Linked DNA regions of Homo sapiens: region 1 is linked to region 2. A link is a loop called in an ENCODE intact Hi-C map of the cell type or tissue named here. Cell type or tissue: endothelial cell of umbilical vein. All regions are shown on one strand. Links, peaks and the distances in the headings refer to the core of each region. The heading gives the core; the rest is flanking DNA.

Evidence for each region. A loop is a pair of places that touch in the nucleus more often than their neighbours do. Peaks named below come from ENCODE experiments on the same cell type or tissue, not always from the same donor. Only the 100,000 strongest peaks of a DNase experiment are listed, where the experiment ranks them.
Region 1: it touches region 2 in a loop (12-fold over the local background); 10 of 110 quality-filtered maps call a loop at or near these places.

Annotation. Positions count from the first base shown.
Region 1 is chr19:7,747,302-7,757,398 of GRCh38, forward strand. It overlaps CD209 (CD209 molecule), which reads right to left and starts at 233. Exons shown (of 7, transcript NM_021155.4): 1 at 165-233; 2 at 5-64. The coding sequence starts at 210. It also overlaps the pseudogene RPL21P129. RefSeq lists promoters at 111-1,538, 183-1,251, 211-1,318, 227-1,865, 227-1,485 and 7 more, cis regulatory regions at 265-270, 284-289, 307-312, 313-323, 1,081 and 8 more, an enhancer at 1,301-1,802 and a silencer at 1,582-1,876. In endothelial cell of umbilical vein, for the core only: no CTCF peak of the experiment used is centred there; a DNase peak (open chromatin) is centred at 1,670.
Region 2 is chr19:7,795,990-7,806,086 of GRCh38, forward strand. LOC124904628 (a long non-coding RNA gene) reads left to right here and starts at 610. Exons shown (of 2, transcript XR_007067118.1): 1 at 610-699. In endothelial cell of umbilical vein, for the core only: a CTCF peak has its summit at 3,770 (motif pointing left); DNase peaks (open chromatin) are centred at 2,742 and 3,722; H3K4me3 peaks cover 357 bases; H3K27ac peaks cover 859 bases.

The sequences.
Region 1 (10,097 bases), core at 727-3,226, 51 kb before region 2:
CTACCTGCTAAGCTCTTGTATCCTCGAGTCTGTCGGAATCCAAGGCCTCTCAGCTGTTCCTCCTCTGAATGGATAGACGTGAAATCAGAGCCTGGGCAGGCTGAGGCCATGGCTGGCCATCCCTTCCCCCTTCCCAGAATCCCAGCGTCCCAACCCAGCCTCACCCAGGAGGCCCAGCTGCTGCAGTCTTGGTTCCTTGGAGTCACTCATGTCACCCCACTCTCCCCCAGTGTCCAGAACTCCTGGGGGCCACAGCTTTTATTTCCCACCCTGTGATCTTTACTTCCTAAATCTAGTCTCCCACAGAAAGAGAAACAGGAAGTTGGGTAGGGATCTGTCATCCAAAAGACTAGTGGAAAGCATCAGAGCATGAGATGGGCCGGATCTTTCAAGAATTTCAGGGAGGCAGTGGGGGATGGTCTGGGGTTGACAGGGAGAAGGACTCATCCACTCATGGATGGCTGAGCAGTGGGATGCTTTTAATGAAATCTGATAAATTGTAAGAGAAAGCTACTGTGTTACACCCCCTCCACTAGGGCAAGGGTAGGCAGGTAGCACCCCCAGTTCCTGGAAGCACTGTCCCCTGTGACCTCCTGGCTTTCCTGCTTTGAGCTGCTGCTGTCCTCATTTTTGGGAATTCCTGCTGACTTTGGGAGTTGGGGCAGAATCATAATTGCTTGTTTATTTAATGCCTAGGGTAGTCAGGTACTTTTCCAACAGCTTTATAAACTCATTCATTTAATGTTCCTACCCTTCAGTAGATCATATGACCTCCATTATACAGATGAGGAAACTGAGGAGGCACTGCAAGTTTAGCTAACTGGCCCAAGGTCACACAGCTGGTAGATGGTGGGGCTGAGACTTGAACCCAGTCTGCCTCCACAGTGCATGCTGTTAACCAAAGAGTGAAATAGTATCAAAGAGGAAAGAAAAGATCCATAGCAGCTTTATTTAGAATGATCTGAAATTGGAACAACCCCGTGTCCACCAGCAGGTGAATGATAAAAAATATAATGGCATATTCAAAGATTGGAATACTATACAGCAATGAAAAAGCAAAGTACTAGTACATTTAATAACATAGATAAATCTCACAAAACAGTAAAAGGACCCAGACAGAGTGAGTACACACTGTAAGATTTGATTTTGTGTGAATTTTGAGAACAGGCAGAACTAACCTTTGAAGGAGACTCAGAATGGGAATTATCAGGAAGGAGCAGGTGGAGATTGACAACGGGGTTTCTGTATGCTGGAAATGTTCTATATTTTGATCATAGAGATGTGCATTTACCACATGTGTGTTAAATCTCAGTTTAAAGATGGAAAATACATACATGTATCATAATCAAATAGTGGTTTTCGACCTGATCTTTACTTTGTATTCTTTTTTAAAATGTTTTAATTTTAGAATAATTTTGGGTTTATAGCAAAGTTGCAAATGTAGGAAAGAGATTTCCCATATGTAAATCCCTCACCTAGGGATCCCTAATGTGAACCCAGTTTCTCCTAATGGTAACATTTCACATGGTAATGAGGTAGGAAACTGGAAGAACTTGTTTTCTGGCCACAACCCTGCAGACCCATACAGAATCTGGTCCAGATGAGATGATGTGAAGAAACCAGCAGGAACCAGCAGATGGCAACAAAAGCAATCCCTGGCTGCCTCATTGCTCGTGGGCATAAGATACTCCCTCCAGTGCCATGACTGTTTACCGATGCCATGGCAATGACCTAGAAGTTCCCACCTGTTTCCATGGAAACAACCTGGACATCTTCGCCCTTTTCCTTAAAACTTCTAAAGAACCTGCTCCTCAATTTGCATTGACCCACCCCTTAACTGACGTATAACTGAAAGTGAGTTGACATGAGTATAACTACAGCTGCCAAGAGCTTGTATGTTGTTGACTCTGGGTGCACTGCCTATGAGTTAGCCCTGCTTCACAAGGAGCAGTATCATTACATAAAAAATATCTGTCTAAGGCCAGGTATGGTGGCTCACGCCTGTAATCCTAACACTTTGGGAGGCTGAGGTGGGCGGATCACAGGGTCAGGAGTTCGAGACCCTCCTGGCTACATGGTGAAACCCCATCTCTTTTAAAAATACAAAAAAAATTAGCCAGGCATGGCACGTGTCTGTAGTCCCAACTACTCAGGGGGCTGAGGCGGAAGAATTGCTTGAACCTGGGAGGCAGAGGTTGCAGTGAGCTGAGACTGTGACAATGCACTCCAGCTTGGGCGAGAGAGTGAGACTCCATCTCAAAAACAAACAAACAAAACCGGTGGCTCACGCCTGTAATCCCAGCACTTTGGGAGGCTGAGGCGGGCAGATCACCTGAGGTCAGGAGTTCGAGACCAGCCTGAGCAACATGGTAAAACCCTGTCTCTACTAAAAATACAAAATTAGCCAGGCATGGTGGCTGATGCCTGTAATCCCAGCTACTCGGGAGGCTGAGGCAGGAGAATCACTTGAACCTGGAAGGCAGAGGTTGCAGTGAGCCGAGACTGCAATACTGCACTCCAGCCTGGGCGACAGAGTGAGACTCCATGTCAAAAACAAACAAACAAACAAACAAAAGGTGGCTCACGCTTGTAATCCCAGCACTTTGGGAGGCCAAGGCAGGCAGATCACCTGAGGTTGGGAGTTCAAGACCAGTCTGACCAACATGGAGAAACCCTGTCTCTACTAAAAATACAAAATTAGCCAGGCATGGTGGCTGATGCCCATAATCCCAGCTACTCAGGAGGCTGAGGCAGGAGAATCGCTTGAACCTGGGAGGCAGAGGTTGCGGTGAGCTAAGATCGTGCCATTGCCTTCCAGCCTGGGCAACAAGAGTGAAACTCTGTCTCAAAAAAAAAAAAAATCTCTGTCTGACATCACTGGCTCACCCTTGAATTCTTTCCAGAGCGAAGCCAAGAACCCTCCCCAGCTAAGCCCCAATTTTGGGGTTCACCTGTCCTGCAACATTTGGTGACCTTGAAGGAACAAAGACAGTGAGCAAGCGGCAGTGACTGGTGCAGCACTGCCGATCTGCCGATGGTGATCGCCAGTGAGACAGTGAGACAGTGGGGATCACTGAAGAATTAGTAAGACAGCAGAGACAGTGGCAATTGGTGATTGGCAGAGAGGTGAAACAGCAAGGGATGGCAAGACAGCAAGACGGCAACTGGTAAGGTGGCAAGAGGCGCCCGTCGGTGATAGGTCAGTGAGACAGAGAGGTGGTGATCAGAGAGTGGTGGAGTGGTGGCAAAGAAAGAAAGACAGAGAGGTGGTATATTAGTCTGTTTTCACGCTGCTTGATGAAGACGTACCTGAAACTGGGCAATTTGTAAGAAAAAGAGGTGCCTTTTGGCCGTAACTGCCATCTTCCAGTAATTTGCCAAAATGATGAACGCAAAGGGGAAGAGGAGAGGCACCCAATATATGTTCTCTAGGCCTTTTAGAAAGCATGGAGTTGTTCCTTTGGCCACGTATATGCGAATTTGTAAGAAAGGTGATATTGTAGACATCAAGGGAATGGGTACTGTTCAAAAAGGAATGGACCACAAGGGTTACCGTGGCAAAACTGGAAGAGTCTACAATGTTACCCAGCATGCTGTTGGCATTGTTGTAAACAAACAAGGGCAAGATTCATGCCGAGAGAATTAATGTGTGCATTGAGCGCATTAAGCATGCTAAGAGCTGAGATAGCTTCCTGAAATGTGTGAAGGAAAATAATCAGAAACAGAAAGAAGCCAAAGAGAAAGGTACCTGGGTTCAACTGAAGCACCAGCCTGCTCCACCCAGAGAAGCATGCTTTGTGAGAACCAATGGGAAGGAGGCTGAGCTGCTGGAAACTCTTCCCTATGAATTCATGGCATCAGAGGTGTTAAAAAAATAAAAGACCTCTGGATTGTGAAAAAAAAAAAAAAAAGAAAAGAAAAGAAAAGAAAGAAAGAAAGAAAAAGAGGTTTAATGGGCGGTTCCACATGGCTAGGGAGGCCTCACAATCAGGTGGAAGGCAAAAGGTAAGTCTTACATGGCAGCAGACCAGAGCGAATGAGACAGCCAAGCAAAAGGGGTTTCCCCTTATAAAACCATCGGGTCTCATGAGACTGACTCACTACCACGAAAACAGTGTGGAGGAAACTGCACCCATGATTCAATTATCTCCCACTGGGTTCCTCCCACAACACGAGGGAATTATGGGAGCTACGATTCAAGGTGAGATTTGGGTAGGGACACACCCAAACGATATCAGATGGTGATCAGCGGTCAGCAGGATGATGATTGGTGAGACGGAGAGGCAGCAGTTGACGAGAGACAGCAAGACAGCCATCAGCACTACGGTAATCAAAGCTGCAGAGCTGTAACACTAACCAAGGACTCTTTGAAGAACCATCATCTTCCCTAGCAGGCAATGGAGCTGAGCAGATGAACATTCGGCTGTAGTGCCATGTGATGTGGGACCAGCCACTCTGACCAGCAGGCCAATAGGCTACTGGTCCCCTGTGACAGCTGAGCTGGCCCAAGCTGGGAAACCTGGGCACCTGGCCTTGGTGGAGAAGACCTTCACCCAGGCCCTAAGTTGGAGACCAGTCAGTGCCATTTTGGCTCCTGGGGACAGGTGAGTGTCCCCTCTGCCCCCGCCTCCACAGTATTGTGTGAGCCAGGAAATAAGACTTTTGGCTAGATAGTCAATTCAAAGTCCCCTGTAGCACATCTGACCAACTACGTTCTTTTTTTTTTTTCTTTTTTTGAGGCGGAGTCTTGCTCTGTCGCCCAGGCTGGAGTGCAGTGGCGCGATCTCGGCTCACTGCAAGCTCCGCCTCCCGGGTTCACACCATTCTCCTGCCTCAGCCTCCCCAGTAACTAGGACTACAGGCGCCTGCCACCACGCCTGGCTAATTTTTTGTATTTTCAGTAGAGACGGGGTTTCACCGTGTTAGCCAGGATGGTCTCGATCTCCTGACCTGGTGATCCACCGGCCTCGGCCTCCCAAAGTGCTGGGATTACAGGCGTGAGCCACTGCGCCCAGCCCAACTACATTCTTATTACCCCTTTTCTTGGTCCTTCCTCCTCTAATGTCATTTTATTTTTCCATCAGCCGTTTATTTTATTTCATCTTGAAATGTATGTTTTGTTTACAGTTTTAGTTTTTTTGTTTTTGTTTATCATATGATATTACTTATCATGGATATTACTTATTACTTATCATCAGCCAAGCTTGATAACTTAGCTGAGGTACTGTTTGTCATGTTTCTCCCTATACAACATTATGATCAAATAAAGTTTTTTTGACAAACACATGGATGGCATCAGAAAATCTATTAATAATAGCATACCATCCGGGCACTGTGGCTCACATCTGTAATCCCAGCGCTTTAGGAGGCTGAGGTGAATGGATCACCTAAGGTCAGGAGTTCAAGACCAGCCTAGCTAACATGGTGAAACCCTATCTCTACTAAAAACACAAAATTAGCCAACACGGTGGCACATGCCTATAATCCCAGCTACTTGGGAGGCTGAGGCAGGAGAATCGCTTAAACCCGAAAGGCAGAGGTTGCAGTGAGCCGAGATTGTGCCATTGCACTCCAATTTGGGCTACAGAGTGAGACTCCATCTCAAATAATAATAATAATAATAAATCAAATAAACAATTTAAAGTAGAAAACCTACATATCACAGTAGATCAAATAAAAGGGTTCAATAAAACTCAACAGTGACTCATGATTTACATTTTTAAGTCTTCATCAACTAAGAGTAGAAGGAAATATCCTTAACATGGTTGTGGTATCCATCAAACCCACAGCAAACACCATTTCTACTGGAGAAACTTTAGAAGCATTCCCATTGAAATCAAGACAAATGAAAAGAAAATCCACAAACTTGCAAAAATATTTGCAAGACATATATAAAGAAATCATCCAGCCTGGGCAGCACCGTGAGATCTTGTCTCTACAAATAATTTAAAAATTTAGCCAAGCGTGGTGGTGCACACCTGTAGTCCCAGCTACTTGGGCAGCTGAGGTGGGAGATTGCTTAAGCTCAGGAGGTCAAGGCTGCAGTGAGCTATGATAGTGCCAGTGAGCTTCAGCCTGGGAAACAGAGCAAGACCCAATCTCAAAAGAAAAAAGAGACTCATATTCAAAGTAAGTAAAGAACTCCTAAAACCCAACAGTAAGAAAACAACAAACCTAGTTTAAAGATGAGCAAAAGTACAGATCAACAATGGAAAAACAACCCAATTAAAAATGGGCAAAGGACTTGACTAAACATTTTTCCAAAGAAGATATACAAGTGGCCAACGAGCACGTGAAAAGATGCTCGACATCACTAATCATTCAGGAAATGCAAATTAAAACCACAATGAGATACCACCTAACACCCACTAGGATGACTACTACAAAAAATAATAACGTGGCCGGGCACAGTGGCTCACGTCTGTAATCCCAGCACTCTGGGGGCCGAGGCGGGCAGATCATGAGGTCAGGAGATCGAGACCATCCTGGCTAACACGGTGAAACCCCGTCTCTACTAAAAATACAAAAAAATTAGCCGGGTGTGGTGGCGGGTGCCTGTAGTCCCAGCTACTCGGGAGGCTGAGGCAGGAGAATAGTGTGAACCCAGGAGGCAGAGCTTGCAGTGAGCCAAGATCATGCCACTGCACTCCAGCCTGGGCGACAGAGTGAGATTCCATCTCAAAAACAATAATAATAATAATAATATAATAACATAACAAATAATGGCAAAGATGTGGAGAAACTGGAACTCTTGTGCATTGTTGGTGGGAATGTAAAATGGTGCGGTCACCACAGAAAACAGTATGGCAGTTCCTAAAAAATAGAAATAAAAATTTCATTACATATAATCCAGCAATCCCACTTCTGGGTGTATACTCAAAACAATTGAAAGCAAGGACTGTTTTCTGTTTTATGGTGTAATTGTCTAGTTTTAGTCTTGGCGTAATGTGGGCCTGGTAGAATGAGTTAGGAAGAATTCCTTCCTCTTCAATTTTTTGGATTAGTTTGAGAATTTATGTTAGTTCTTTGTAAGTTTGGTAGAATTTAGCAGTGAAGTCATCCAGCCCTGGGCATTTCTTTGTTGGGAGGCATTTTACTTTGATTCAATCTCATTACTCATTATTGTTCTGTTTCAGGTTTTCTATTTCTTCCTGTTTCAATCTTGGTAGGTTGTCCAGGAATTTATCCATTTCCTCTAGGTCTTCTAATTTGGTTAGCATATAGTTGTTCATAATAGTCTCTGATGATTTTTTTTCTGTGTATTTCTGTGGTTTCAATCGTAATCTCTCCTTTTCAGTTCTGATTTTGTTTATTTGGGCCTTATCTCTTTTTTTCTTGGTTAGTCTAGATAGTGGTTTATCAATTTTGATTATCTTTTAAAAAAATTTCCTTTTGCTGATCCTCTGTTTTTGTTTTTGTTTTTGTTTTTAGTCTTTATTTCATTTAGTTCTGTTCTGGTTTGTGTTATTTCCTTCCATCTAATTTTGGGTTTGGTTTGGTTTTACATTCCTAGTTCCTTGAGGTGTATTCCTAGGTTGTTTATTTGAAATCTTTCTACTTTTTTGATGTAGGCATTTTGTGTGTTTTTTTGTTTTTAAGACGGCATCTCACTATGTTGCCTAGGCTGGTCTTGAACTCCTGGGCTCAAGCAAGCCTCTCACCTTGGCCTCCCAAGGTGCTGGGATTACTGGCATGAGCCACCGCACCCGGCCCTGATGTAGGCATTTATTGCTTTAAACTTTCCTTTTAGTGTTGCTTTTATTGTATCCCACAGATTTTGGTATGCTCTGTGTCCATTTTGATTTGTTTCAAGAATTTTTTTTATTTCTTTCTTAAGGTCTTCATTGACCCAGTGGTTGTTCAGGAGCATATGGTTTAATTTCCATGTATTTGTACAGTTTTCAGAGTTCCTCTTGTTATTAATTTGTAGTTTTACTCCATTGTGGTCTGAGAAGATATTTGATATAATTCTGATTTTGTAAAAAATGTGTTGTGGCCCAACATGTGATCTATTCTGGAGTATGTTCCATGTGCTGATGAGAAGAATGTGTGTGCTGCAGCTGTTGGATGAAATATTCTGCAAATATCTGTTAGGTCCATTTGGGCTAAATTGTAGTTTAAATCTGATGTTTCTTTGTTGATTTTTCTGTCTAGATTATCTGTCTCGTGCTGAGAGTGGGGTGTTGAAGCCCCAAACTATTATTGTATTGAAGTCTATCTCTCCCTGTAGATCTAATAAGATTTCCTTTATATATCTGGGGCTTTGGTGTTGGGTACACATATATTTAAAATTGTTATATCCTCTTGCTGAATCAATCCCTTTATCATTATATAATGACCTTCTTTGCCTATTTTTACTGTCTTTGACTTAAAGTCTGTTTTATCTGATATCAGTGTAGCTACTCCTGCTCACTTTTTGTTTCCATTTGTTAGAATTTCTTTTATCATCCTTTCACTTTTAGTCTATATGTGTTTTTTTTTTTAAGAGATGGGGTCTCACTCTGTTGCCTAGGCTGGAGTGCAGTGGCTATTCCCAGACACAATCAGCTCATTGCACCCTCAAAACCCTGGGCTCAAGCAATCCTCCTGCCTCAGCTCCTTGAGTAGTTTGGACTATAGACACATGCTATCATACCTGGCTAGCTTTACAAAAATTTTTTTAGAGATGCAGTCTTACCATGTGGCCCAGACAGGTCTCAAACTCCTGACCTCAAGCAATCATCCTTCTTCAGCCTCCTCCTGAGTATATATACGTGTCTTTACAGGTGAAGTGAGTTTCTTATAGACAGCATATAGTTGGGTCTTTTTAAAAAATTCATTCAGCCAGTCTATATCTTTTAAGTGGGAAATTTAATCCATTTACATTACAGGTTATTACTAATGTCTGAGGACTTATTCCTTTCCTTTTGTTAATTGTTTCCTGGTTGGTTTGCATATCTTTTGTTCCTTTCTTTCTCTCTTATTGTTTGTCGTTGTGGTTTGGTTGTTTTCTGTAGTGGTAACATTTGAGTCTTTTCTCTTCTTCATTTGTGTTTTGCTCTACCAATGAGTTTTATACTTTTGTGTGTTTTCATGATGGTGATATTGCCCTTTCACTTCCAGGTGCGGGACTTTCTTAATTATTTCTTGTAGGGCTGGTCTAGTGATGATGAATTCCTTCTGGTTTTGCTTGTCTGGGAAAGTCTTTATTTCTCCTTCATTTTTGAAGAATAACTTTACTGGGTATAGTATTTGATATGGTTTGGCTGTGTGCCCACCCGAATCTCATCTTGAATTGTAGTTCCCATAGTCCCCATGTGTCGTGGGAGGGACCAGGTAAAGATAACTGAATCATGGGGGCAGTTTCCACCATGCTGTTCTCATGATAGTGAATGAGTTCTCATGAGGTCTGATGCTTTTATAAGGGGCTTCCTCCTTTGCTCAGCATTCATTCTCTTTCTTTCCACCATGTAAAGAAGGATGTGTTTGCTTCCCCTTCCACCATGATTATAAGTTTCCTGAGGCCTCCCCAGCCATACTGGACTGTGAGTCAATTAAACCTCTTTTCTTTATAAATTATTCAGTCTTGGGTATGTCCTTCTTAGCAGCATGAGAACAGACTAATACAGTAAATTGTTACTGCAGAGACTGGAGTGTTGCTACAAAGATACCCCAAAATGTGGAAGCAACTGTGGAACTGGGTAACAGGCAGAAGTTGGAACTGTTTGGAGGGCTCAGAGGAGGATAAGAAAACGTGGGAAAGTTTGAATCTTCCTAGAAACTTGGAGGGCTCAGAAGACAGGAAGATGTGGAAAAGTTTGGAAATTCCCAGAGACTTGTTGAATGGCTTTGACCAAAATGCTGATAGTGATATGGACAATGAAGTCCAGGCTGACATGGTCTCAGATGAATATGGGGAACTTTTTGGGAACTGGGGTAATGGTGACTCTTGCTATGCAAAGAGACTGGCAGCATTTTGCTGCTGCCCTAGAGATCTGTGGAACTTTGAACTTGAGAAAGATAATTTATGGTATCTGGTGGAAGAAACTTCTAAGTGGCAAAGCATACAAGAGGAAGCAGAGCATTAAAGTTTGAAACATTTGCAGCCCAGTGATGTG
Region 2 (10,097 bases), core at 2,635-5,134:
GTAGCCCCATGGAGACTTACCACCATAGCAATTACTGCAATTATAGCCACCATCATGAGTGAATCCCAACTTCTCCCCCTTTTTTGTTTTCTGTGTTAGGGTTTTTTGGTTGCAGGGCGTAGATATATGCAGCCACAGGTTTGTCAGGCGAGGAGGTCACTGCTCTTATTCCAGCTTTGCATCCCAGGATTAGTAAATAACAGAAGACAAACCTGAGTATAATTAGCAACATTTTTTTTTCCAGTCAAAGAGTGACCTGTAGTGTTACTTGGCATCTTAGTTTACTATACAGTATTAATGAGGAACCCCACTGGGGGTATGTTAATTTATTTTAGCTAAGCAGTTATGTTATTAGAAGCTGAGGGGTGGGGGGTTGTTAAAGTAACAGGGAAGAAGAAAGGCGGATTTAAGATATGAGCTTAATAGAGTGTAGTAGGTATAGGTAGTAGGCAAAGTGAGAGAATTAAAAATGAATGAATTATTTGGCTTAGTCTTCGCTTCTTCAGCACAATGTCTGGGGCCTATGTTGTTTGCGGAAGCCGCATTTTTGAGGCTACAGTTCCTGTAGGATCTTTCTTAGGCTGGCTCGAATTTTTTCTTCTTTCCGTCATTTGATGAGGACGTAGTCTTCAGGCTGGTACTGGAAATTCTAGGAGTGGTGCCTGTGCTGAGAGACTTTTTACCATCTTTAAAGAGCAGGTTAGTGTTTTAAGAAAAACTTGTGCTTTATTTTAATGTTTAGTTTATAGAAAAACTGGATGATACCTTTTTAACTTTAGCAAATGTTTACACACAATTTTTTACAATTATCATTTTAAAACTTGCTTAGACCTTCAAAACAAAAATTATACAACCTTTCTTGCACAAATTCCTTTTTATAACATTTTTCATGACTTTCACAGACAATCTTCAACATGCCTTAACTTTCTTCTTTTTTTTTTTTTTCTTTTTGAGACGGAGTCTTGCTCTGTCACCCAGACCGGAGTGCAGTGGCAAGAACTCGGCTCACTGCAAACTCCGCCTCCCGGGTTCACGCCATTCTCCTGCCTCAGCCTCCCGAGTAGCTGGGACTGCAAGCGCCAGCCACCACGCCCAGCTAATTTTGTGTAGTTTTAGTAGAGACGGGGTTTCACCATGTTAGCCAGGATGGTCTCGATCTCCTGACCTTGTGATCCGCCTATCTCGGCCTCCCAAAGTGCTGGGACTACAGGCGTGAGCCACCACACCCAGCCAACATGCCTTAACTTTGTATGTTTTATAACTTTCCTTACTAAAGGTACATTTTTATAACTTTCTTAATATTTCCTTTCCCTTCTTCCTACTTCATTTCTTTCCTTAGTCTTTCTTTTTGCATCTTTTTCTGATTTCTGTCTCTTCTAGTCTCTCTCTTATTTTTTTCTATTTCTCTTTCTAATGTACAATAATTAGATGAGTGTTGGTAACAATGGATATATGTACATATCTTAGTTTCCAAAATTTAGGGATGTGTTTAACATCTGTTTGCCACAACTGATTAGGTTCCAATCCTCTAGGGTTAACACCTGTTTAAGGAGGAAACGTGCCTGTCAGCTGGTAATCTGGGCATTGTAGGATAATTTGTTTAGCCAGTCTCTGGGCTAGTTGAAATTGTTTAGATAAGTTTCTCCAATTTTGGTGGAAAAATTGATGTGATTGGGTGGCTTGGTCAAGCAGTGATGTCATAACCTGAAGGTCTGCTTGATCTTGCCACAAGCCAATGGGCCAGGCAGAGATCTGTGGGCTCAAACGTGTGTAATAAAAATAGGATGTGTACCTTGGTCCGGCAATTGCTGAAGTTGAAGAAAAAGAGGCACACAGAGTGGGCTCCAGAGCGAACTTAAGGCTGTAAAAGTAATTTAATAAATAAACAGAACAGCCTCAGCTCTCCGAATGCTAGTAAATTTAGATCCAGTGATTGGATTACGTGGTCTCCACCAGACTGCCGCTTTTCCATCTTTACCAGACCCATTAGTAAAACCAGTCACAGCTCCCGCCGGGCGCGGTGGCTCATGCAGGTAATCCCAGCACTTTGGGAGGCCGAGGCGGGCGGATAACGAGGTCAGGAGATTGAGAACACGGTGAAACCCCGTCTCTACTAAAAATACAAAAAAATTAGCAGGGCGTGGTGGCAGGCGCCTGTAGTCCCAGCTACTGGGGAGGCTGAGGCAGGAGAATGGCGTGAACCGGGAAGGCGGAGCTTGCAGTGAGCCGAGATAGCGCCACTGCACTCCAGTCTGGGCGACACAGCGAGACTCCGTTTCAAAAAACAAAAACAAAACAAAAAAACCAGTCACAGCTCCTTCCAAAGGGGCATCACGAGTAATTTTCGGAGGAACCCATGTAGTTAATTTTAAGAACTGGAAAGTTTTATTTTTAGGATAATGATTATCAATACATCCAACAAATTCTGCTAAATAAACTTGCCATGTAACTGAATTAATAAATGCCTGTTTAACCTGATTTTTATTTATAGGAACTATAATCTTATTAGGTTCAGTGCCACAAAGTTTAACAACTCGCATACGAGCCTGTCCAATTAAAATTGCCATCTGATCTAAATATACTGTAAGTGTTTTTATGGTATTACGTGGCAAAAAGGACTATTCAACTAAATCATTATTTTGAACAATAATCCCCGTTGGGGAGTGTGAAGTAGGGAAAACAATGAATTGTAAAGGCAAGTCTGGGTCAATCCTACTGACCTGGGCTTGCGGAATTTTTTCTTCAATTACTCTTAACTCTTTCATGGCCTCGGGTGTTAGTTCTCTTTTACTGTGTAAACTGGAGTCTCCCCTCAGTATTGAGAAGAGATTAGACATAGCATAAGTAGGAATTCCTAAGGTGGGCCGAATCCAATTAATATCGCCTAACAATTTTTGAAAATCATTTAAGGTTTATTTGGTTTTTGTTTTTGTTTTTGAGACGGAATCTTGCTCTGTCCCCCAGGCTGGAGGGCAGTGGCTTGATCTCGGCTCACTGCAAGCTCCGCCTCCCGGGTTCACGCCATTCTCCCGCCTCAGCCTCCCGAGTAGCTGGGACTACAGGCGCGCAGCCACCACGCCCGGCTAATTTTTTGTATTTTTAGTAGAGGCGGGGTTTCACTGTGTTAGCCAGGATGGTCTCGATCTCCTGACCTTGTGATCCGCCCGCCTCAGCCTCCCAAAGTGCTGGGATTACAGGCGTGAGCCACTGCCCCCCCGCCCATTTAAGGTTTTTAAAGAAGCTTTTCTAATTTGAACCTTTTGAGGCTTAATGCTCTATCCTGTACTTGCATTCCCAAATACTGAAAAGGAGTGGTTGTTTGAATTTTGTCAGATGCTTTAAGCAATCCAGCGTTTGTAATTGCCTTTTGCAAAGATGAATAACATTGAATAAGTTGGCCTCTATTTTTTGCTGCACACATCTGGAAATTGATCTCTAACAGGCTGGATAGTTCTGCCTACAAAAGTCTGACAAATTGTGAGACTGTTTAACATACCCCGAGGTAAAACCTTCCAATGATATCTGGCTGCAGGTTCTTTATTATTAACTGCAGGGATGGTAAAGCCAAATTTTTCGAAATCTGCCTCTGCTAAAGGAATTGTAAAAAAAAAAAAAAAAAAAAAAAAAAAAAAAAAGCAATCTTTTAAATCTATAATAACAAGCGGCCAGTCTTTAGGGATTATAATGGGGGATGGGAGCCCTGGTTGTAAAGCTCCCATCGGTTGAATTACAGCGTTGACCGCTAGTAAATCGGTCGGCATGCGCCATCTGCCGGACTTTTTCTTAATTACAAATACTGGGGAATTCCAAGGAGAAAAAGTGGGTGTGAAACATGTCCTTTTTCTAGTAATTCTTTAACTATTTCATAAAGCGCCCCCAATTTTTCCTTAGGGATCGGCCACTGTTCGACCCAGACAGGGCGCTGGGTCATCCATTTTTAAGGGAAATTGCTCCTTCCCCGTAATGAACGGCAGGGCGAGCCTGAATTTTAATTAACTGGTGGCTGAGCCTGAATCATCCCTTTACCGTAATTAACGGCAGGTTTTGCAACAATGGGCGCGGCGAACCGCGTCTCAGGCTTCCATGCCCGCAATTCACAAGGCTTAGGCGCGGGTGGCCATTCCGGAGCTTCCCCTGAGGGTGCGGTAGGTTGGACGGTCTCTTTCATATGTGTTTGGTTAGCATATATAACCTCCTGATTCTCCGCCTTTTTTAAACTGGAGCTAGATGGTGCACTCTCCTGACCGTCAAACTCGTCTCCTTCATTTCCAAATGCTGGTTCCTCCTCAGTCTGCAAAGGCTCACGTGCTGTTTTCACTGCCGCCCACACAGACCAAGCGGAGAAAGGAATTTCTTGACCCTCTTTTTGTGCCTGTTTGAAGTCAGCCCTTATTTTTTCCCAGTCTTTCAAATCCATGGAGCTGTGTTCCGGGAACCAAGGAGAATATTGTTCTATTAGCTGAAACAGGGACAGAAGATTTTGGGTGCTCACGTTTAACCACAGTGGCACAATAACTGCCGCACCAAACTCAAATAATTATTATGTCTACTCTCAGCCTGACCCACAATTTCCTGTTGTTACCCTGGAATTCTCCGAGCGCCCCGCTTACCTGCAGAGCTTAAAAGTCTTTTCGTTGGCCGGCGCGGTGGCTCACGCCTGTAATCCCAGCACTTTGGGAGGCCGAGGCGGGCGGATCACGAGGTCAGGAGATCAAGACCATCATAGCTAACATGGTGAAACCCCGTCTCTACTAAAAATACAAAAAGTTAGCCGGGCGTGGAGGCGGGCGCCTGTAGTCCCAGCTACTTGGGAGCTGAGGCAGGAGAAGGGCGTGAACCCGGGAGGCGGAGCTTGCAGTGAGCCGACATCGAGCCACTGCACTCCAGCCTGGGTGACAGAGCGAGACTCCGTCTCAAAAATAAATAAATAAATAAATAAGTAAAAATTAAAAAAAAACTTTTCGTCCTTGGGAGTTCTCCATCTGTCGGTCCTTCATTTTCGACGCTCCTGCATTCCTTCACCCGGTTGTTTTGGAGATACCACGTTGGGCGCCAGATGGTGGGGTCCAGCCTCAACACTACCCGTGGGTACCTGAAGTCCGGTGGCGACAAAGGAATGAGAAAAGACAAGTTAAGATTTTAAAGCAGGCCCAGGGGGCCAGTTGCTAGAGTGAAGGCTGCAAAACGCCCAGAGTTCTGGTTGCCTGACGATTTATTGAGCACAATCTTTTGATCTAAGAAGCAGCTGGGATGAAACGGTGAAGGAGCGGGAGCGTACGTCATTGGAAAGATGTAGAGCAGTGGCGGTTATATGAATTTCCTTTAAGCTAAAAGCATATGTCTAACTGCTAAGACAGTCTTTAACTTATCGGGCTGCAGCTGGTGGGGGCCGGTTTTACAAGGAGCTAGGATGTCTGGTCACGTTCCAACACTTCAAGGGAGTGTGTCAGCCCAGAGCATTCTGTGTAAAGCCGCAGAGCAGGTCATGCCCTCTGGCCTGGGAACTTAATGGCTTGCGGAGATGATTCTCCTAAGGGCCCCCTACAGTTTTCCATAGGTGTCCTACACAGGGGTGACTGACTAAACTGGCACCCCATAAACCTTTCCACCAGCACTTTTGTTTCAGGCTGCTGGCTCTGGTGAGCTCTTCTTTTTTGTTTTGTTTTATTTATTTATTTATTTATTTATTTACTTTATTTTTTTTGAGACACAGTCTCGCTGTCTCCCAGGCTGGAGTGCAGTGGCGTGATCTCAGCTCACTGCAAGCTCCACCTCCCAGGTTCAGGCCATTCTCCTGCCTCAGCCTCCGGAACAGCTGGGACTACAGGTGCCCACCAGCACGCCCAGCTAATTTTTTGTATTTTTAGTAGAGACGGGGTTTCACCATGTTAGCCAGGATGGTCTTGATCTCCTGACCTCGTGATCCACCCGCCTCAGCCTCCCAAAGTGCTGGGATTACAGGTGTGAGCCACCGCGCCTGGCCTCATTTATTTGTTTTTTAGATGGAGTCTCACTCTGTCACCCAGGCTGGAGTGCAGTGGCACAATCTCAGCTCACTGCATCCTCCACCTCCCAGGTTCAAGGGATTCTCGTGCCTCAGCCTCCCTGGTAGCTGGGATTATAGGTGTGTGTCACCATGCCCGGCTAGTTTTGTATTTAAAAATAGGCAGGATTAAAAAGTAGGTGGGGTTGATCCAACCATTATCTACATGATTGAACCCCACCTTCAGCCCCTTCCCCTTCCTGGAGGTCAGGTGGCTAAAAATCCCAACCTTGGTGGTTGGTGTTTCTGGCATGACCAGCCCCCATCCTGAGTCACCTCCTTGGTATAAGCTCAGTTATGGTCCAGGGCCCCCATGAATAATAAAGACGCTTCTTTTTTTTTTTTATTTCCATAGGTTTGGGGGAACATGTATTTGGTTACATGATTAAATTCCTTAGTGGTGATTCATGAGAGTTTGGTGCACCCATCTCCCAAGCAGTATACACTGCACCTAATTTGTAGTATTCTATCCGTCAGCTTTCCACCCTTTCCCCTTGAGCCCCCAAAATCCACTGTGTCATTCTTATGCCTTTGCATCCTCATAGCTTAGCTCCCACTTATGAGTGAGAGTATACAATGTTTGGTTTTCCATTCCTGAGTTCCTTCACTTAGAATAATGGTCTCCAGTCCCATCCAGGTTGCTGCAAATCCCATTAATTCATTCCGTTTCATGGCTGAGTAGTATTCCATTTTATATGTATGCCACAGTTTCTTCACCCATTCGTTGACTGATGGAAATTTAGGTTTGTTCCACGTTTTTGCACTTGCGAATTGTGCTGCTATAAACATGTGTGAACAAGTATCTTTTTTGTATCATGACTTCTTTTCCTCTGGATAGATACCCAGTAGTGGGATTGCTGGCTCAAATGGTAGTTTTACTTTTAGTTCTTTAAGGAATCTCCACGCTGTTTTCCATAGTGGTTGTACTAGTTTACATTCCCACCAGCAGTGTAAAAGTGTTCCCTGTTTGCCACATCCACACCAACATCTATTATTTTTTGAGTCTTTGATTATGGCCATTCTTGCAGGAGTAAGGTGGTATCACATTGTGGTTTTGATTTGCATCTCCCTGATCATTAGTGATGTTGAGCATTTTTCCATATGTTTGTTGGCCATTAAGACACTTCTATTACTTGGAAAATTCCAAGAGTTTAGACGCCCCCTGCCAGGAACCAGAGGTAGTGACTAGACAGATTATTTAGCACACAATATCTTTCTATCTTAAAATCGCAATCATATCTGCAAAGTCTCTTTTTGCCATATAAGGTGACATTCATAGGATCCAGGGATTAGGACTTGGATATCTTTTTTTTTTTTTTTTTTGAGAAGGAGTTTCACTCTTGTTGCCCAGGTTGGAGTGCAATGGCATGATCTCAACTCACTGCAACCTCCACCTCCCAGGTTCAAGTGATTCTCCTGTCTCAGCCTCCTGAGTAGCTGGGATTACAGACATGCACCACCACACCTGGCTAACTTTGTATTTTTAGTAGAGACAGAGTTTCACCATCTTGGTCAGGCCGGTCTCGAACTCCCGACCTCAGGTGATCCGCCCGCCTCAGCCTCCCAAACTGCTGGGATTACACATGTGAGCCACCATGCCTGGCCAGGACTTGGATATCTTTGCAGGCCATCATGCATCCTAGCTCAAAGAGTAACTAGCTGAGAAAGACTCCCAGGTGGGGGATGGAAGTCGAAATGCGTACCTGGTGGCCTAACTGCTTGCTGAGCTGGGTTAAGTGGCAATTTGGAAGATCCACAGACAGATCTAGTCTAACTTACTGATGATCAAGTGGAGATCTCTGACTCACTGAACAGCAACAGAGACGAACTGACAGGATTGACTTCCAGGCTGACTGACAACCTCAACGGCAGAGCCTCTTCCAGGTTGTAGTGACAAATGTACAATGGAAGCACAGGTGGACAGGAGAAGCCCAGGAGTCTCTTCCTGGGGGTGGAGCTGAGTAAGTACCGGCTGTGGCTGGGGCAGAAGGAAGAGGCCCCCAGGTTAAGCTGGAACTTCCCCAGGATCCTGTCCATGGCTCACGCATGCCCTCGAGCCCCTGGTACTCCAGGCTTAGATGCTGGGGCAGCAGGGCTGGAGGGAACCTCAGGGCAGGAGCCCAGAGAGCCAAATAACTGGATTCAAAGGGTCCATCCTCCCTTCACCATTGGCCTCAGGCATACCTGATCAATGCACAGGTCCCAGCTTGCAGTCTCCTGGCTCTAACTGGCTGGTGTTAGAGCAGATCCATAAAGACCCCAAATAAGAGAGTCAGGACCAAATTGTCCTCCCTGGCCCTTGGCCCCAGCCCACCCCCCTGCCCCACTCCCCAACACACAAGAGTCAACCTTCCAGGGAAGAAAGGAATCCCTGGAGCCTATCCCTCATCCTAGAACAGATATTCAGTCAGCTTTTATGGTCCTGGAATATTGGTCTTGCTAGAAAGACTATTCTAAATGCCAACAGCTGGCCGAGTGTGATGGCTCATGCCTGTAATCCCAACACTTTGGAAAGCTAAAGTCAGTGGATCACTTGAGCCCAGGGGCTCAAGCTCAGCCTGGGCAACATAGTGAGACCCTGTCACTATAAAAATAGTTTTTTTTGAGGTGGAGTCTCGCTCTGTCGCCCAGGCTGGAGTGCAATGGCGTGATCTCGGCTTACTGCAACCTCTGCCTCCTGGGTTCAAGCGATTCTCCTGCCTCAGCCTCTTGAGTAGCTGGGATTACAGGCACACCCCACCACACCTGGCTAATTTTTGTATTTTTAGTAGAGACAGGGTTTCACCATGTTGGTCAGGCTGGTTTCGAACTCCTGACCTCAGGTGATCCACCTGTCTCAGCCTCCCAAAGTGCTGGGATTACAGGCATGAGCCACTGTGCCAGGCCTGTTAAATGACTTTTCTAAACTACTTCTGTAAAGTCTATATTCTCTGTCATGGCTACTGAAGTCTTTGCTCAGTTAGCTTCATGGTTAGCTAGTGGTTGGACAGAGATTTCCTTGAATGTCTGGAATCGGAAGTCTGCCAGTCTTTGCCAGGGAGCTCTGTGTACTTATTAGGGACACACCTTCAACATTCACCCAGGAAATTTACAACTGTGCTTTAGCTCTCACTTCCTGCTTACACAGAGCCTCGAAGTCGGCCAGCGGTGTGAGCTTAGGGCTGTCTCAGGTCTTTCCTAAGCATGTGGCCTTCCATATCCCCAGAAATATGTCAGAATTTTTCAAAAGTCCCTCCGAACATCTAATGTCTTCATTTTTCCTTCTAAGATTTTTTTTTTTTTTTTTTTTGAGACGGAGTCTCGCTCTGTGGCTCAGGCTGGAGTGCAGTGGCGCGATCTCGGCTCACTGCCAGCTCCGCCTCCTGGGTTCACACCATTCTCCTGGCTTGGACTACAGGCGCCCGCCACCACACCCGGCTAATTTTTTGTATTTTCAGTAGAGACGGGGTTTCACCGTGTTAGCCAGGATGGTCTCGATCTCCTGACCTCAAGTGATCCTCCCGCCTCGACCTCCCAAAGTGCTGGGATTACAGGCGTGAACCACCGCGCCTGGCGCTTTTCCTTCTAAGATTTTTAGTTAGGCTATTATTTCCCCAACTGTTAAGTATTGCCACAGGCAGCTGCAATGTTAAAACATTTAACAAATAGCCCCTGGGGAGAAATGTTTAGCATCCGGCAAGTTCAAGTGAGGTCAGGTCTTTCAGAGCAGGGTCTTCCAGAGTACCAATAAATAGGTCAATAAATGACTCTTCTTGGCTGGGTGCGGCGGCTCACGCTTGTAATCCCGGCACTTTGGGAGGCCGAGGTGGGTGGATCACTTGAGGTAAGCAGTTTGAGACTAGCCTGGTCAACATGGTGAAACCCTGTCCCTGCTGAAAACACAAAAATGAGTCAGGCATGGTGGCGGGCACCTGTAATCGCAGCTACTCCGGAGGCTGAGGCAGGAGAATCGCTTGAACCCAGGAGAAGGAGGTTGCAGTGAGCCGAGATCACGCCACTGCACTCCAGCCTGGGCGACAGAGCGAGACTCTGTCTCAAACACACACACACACAC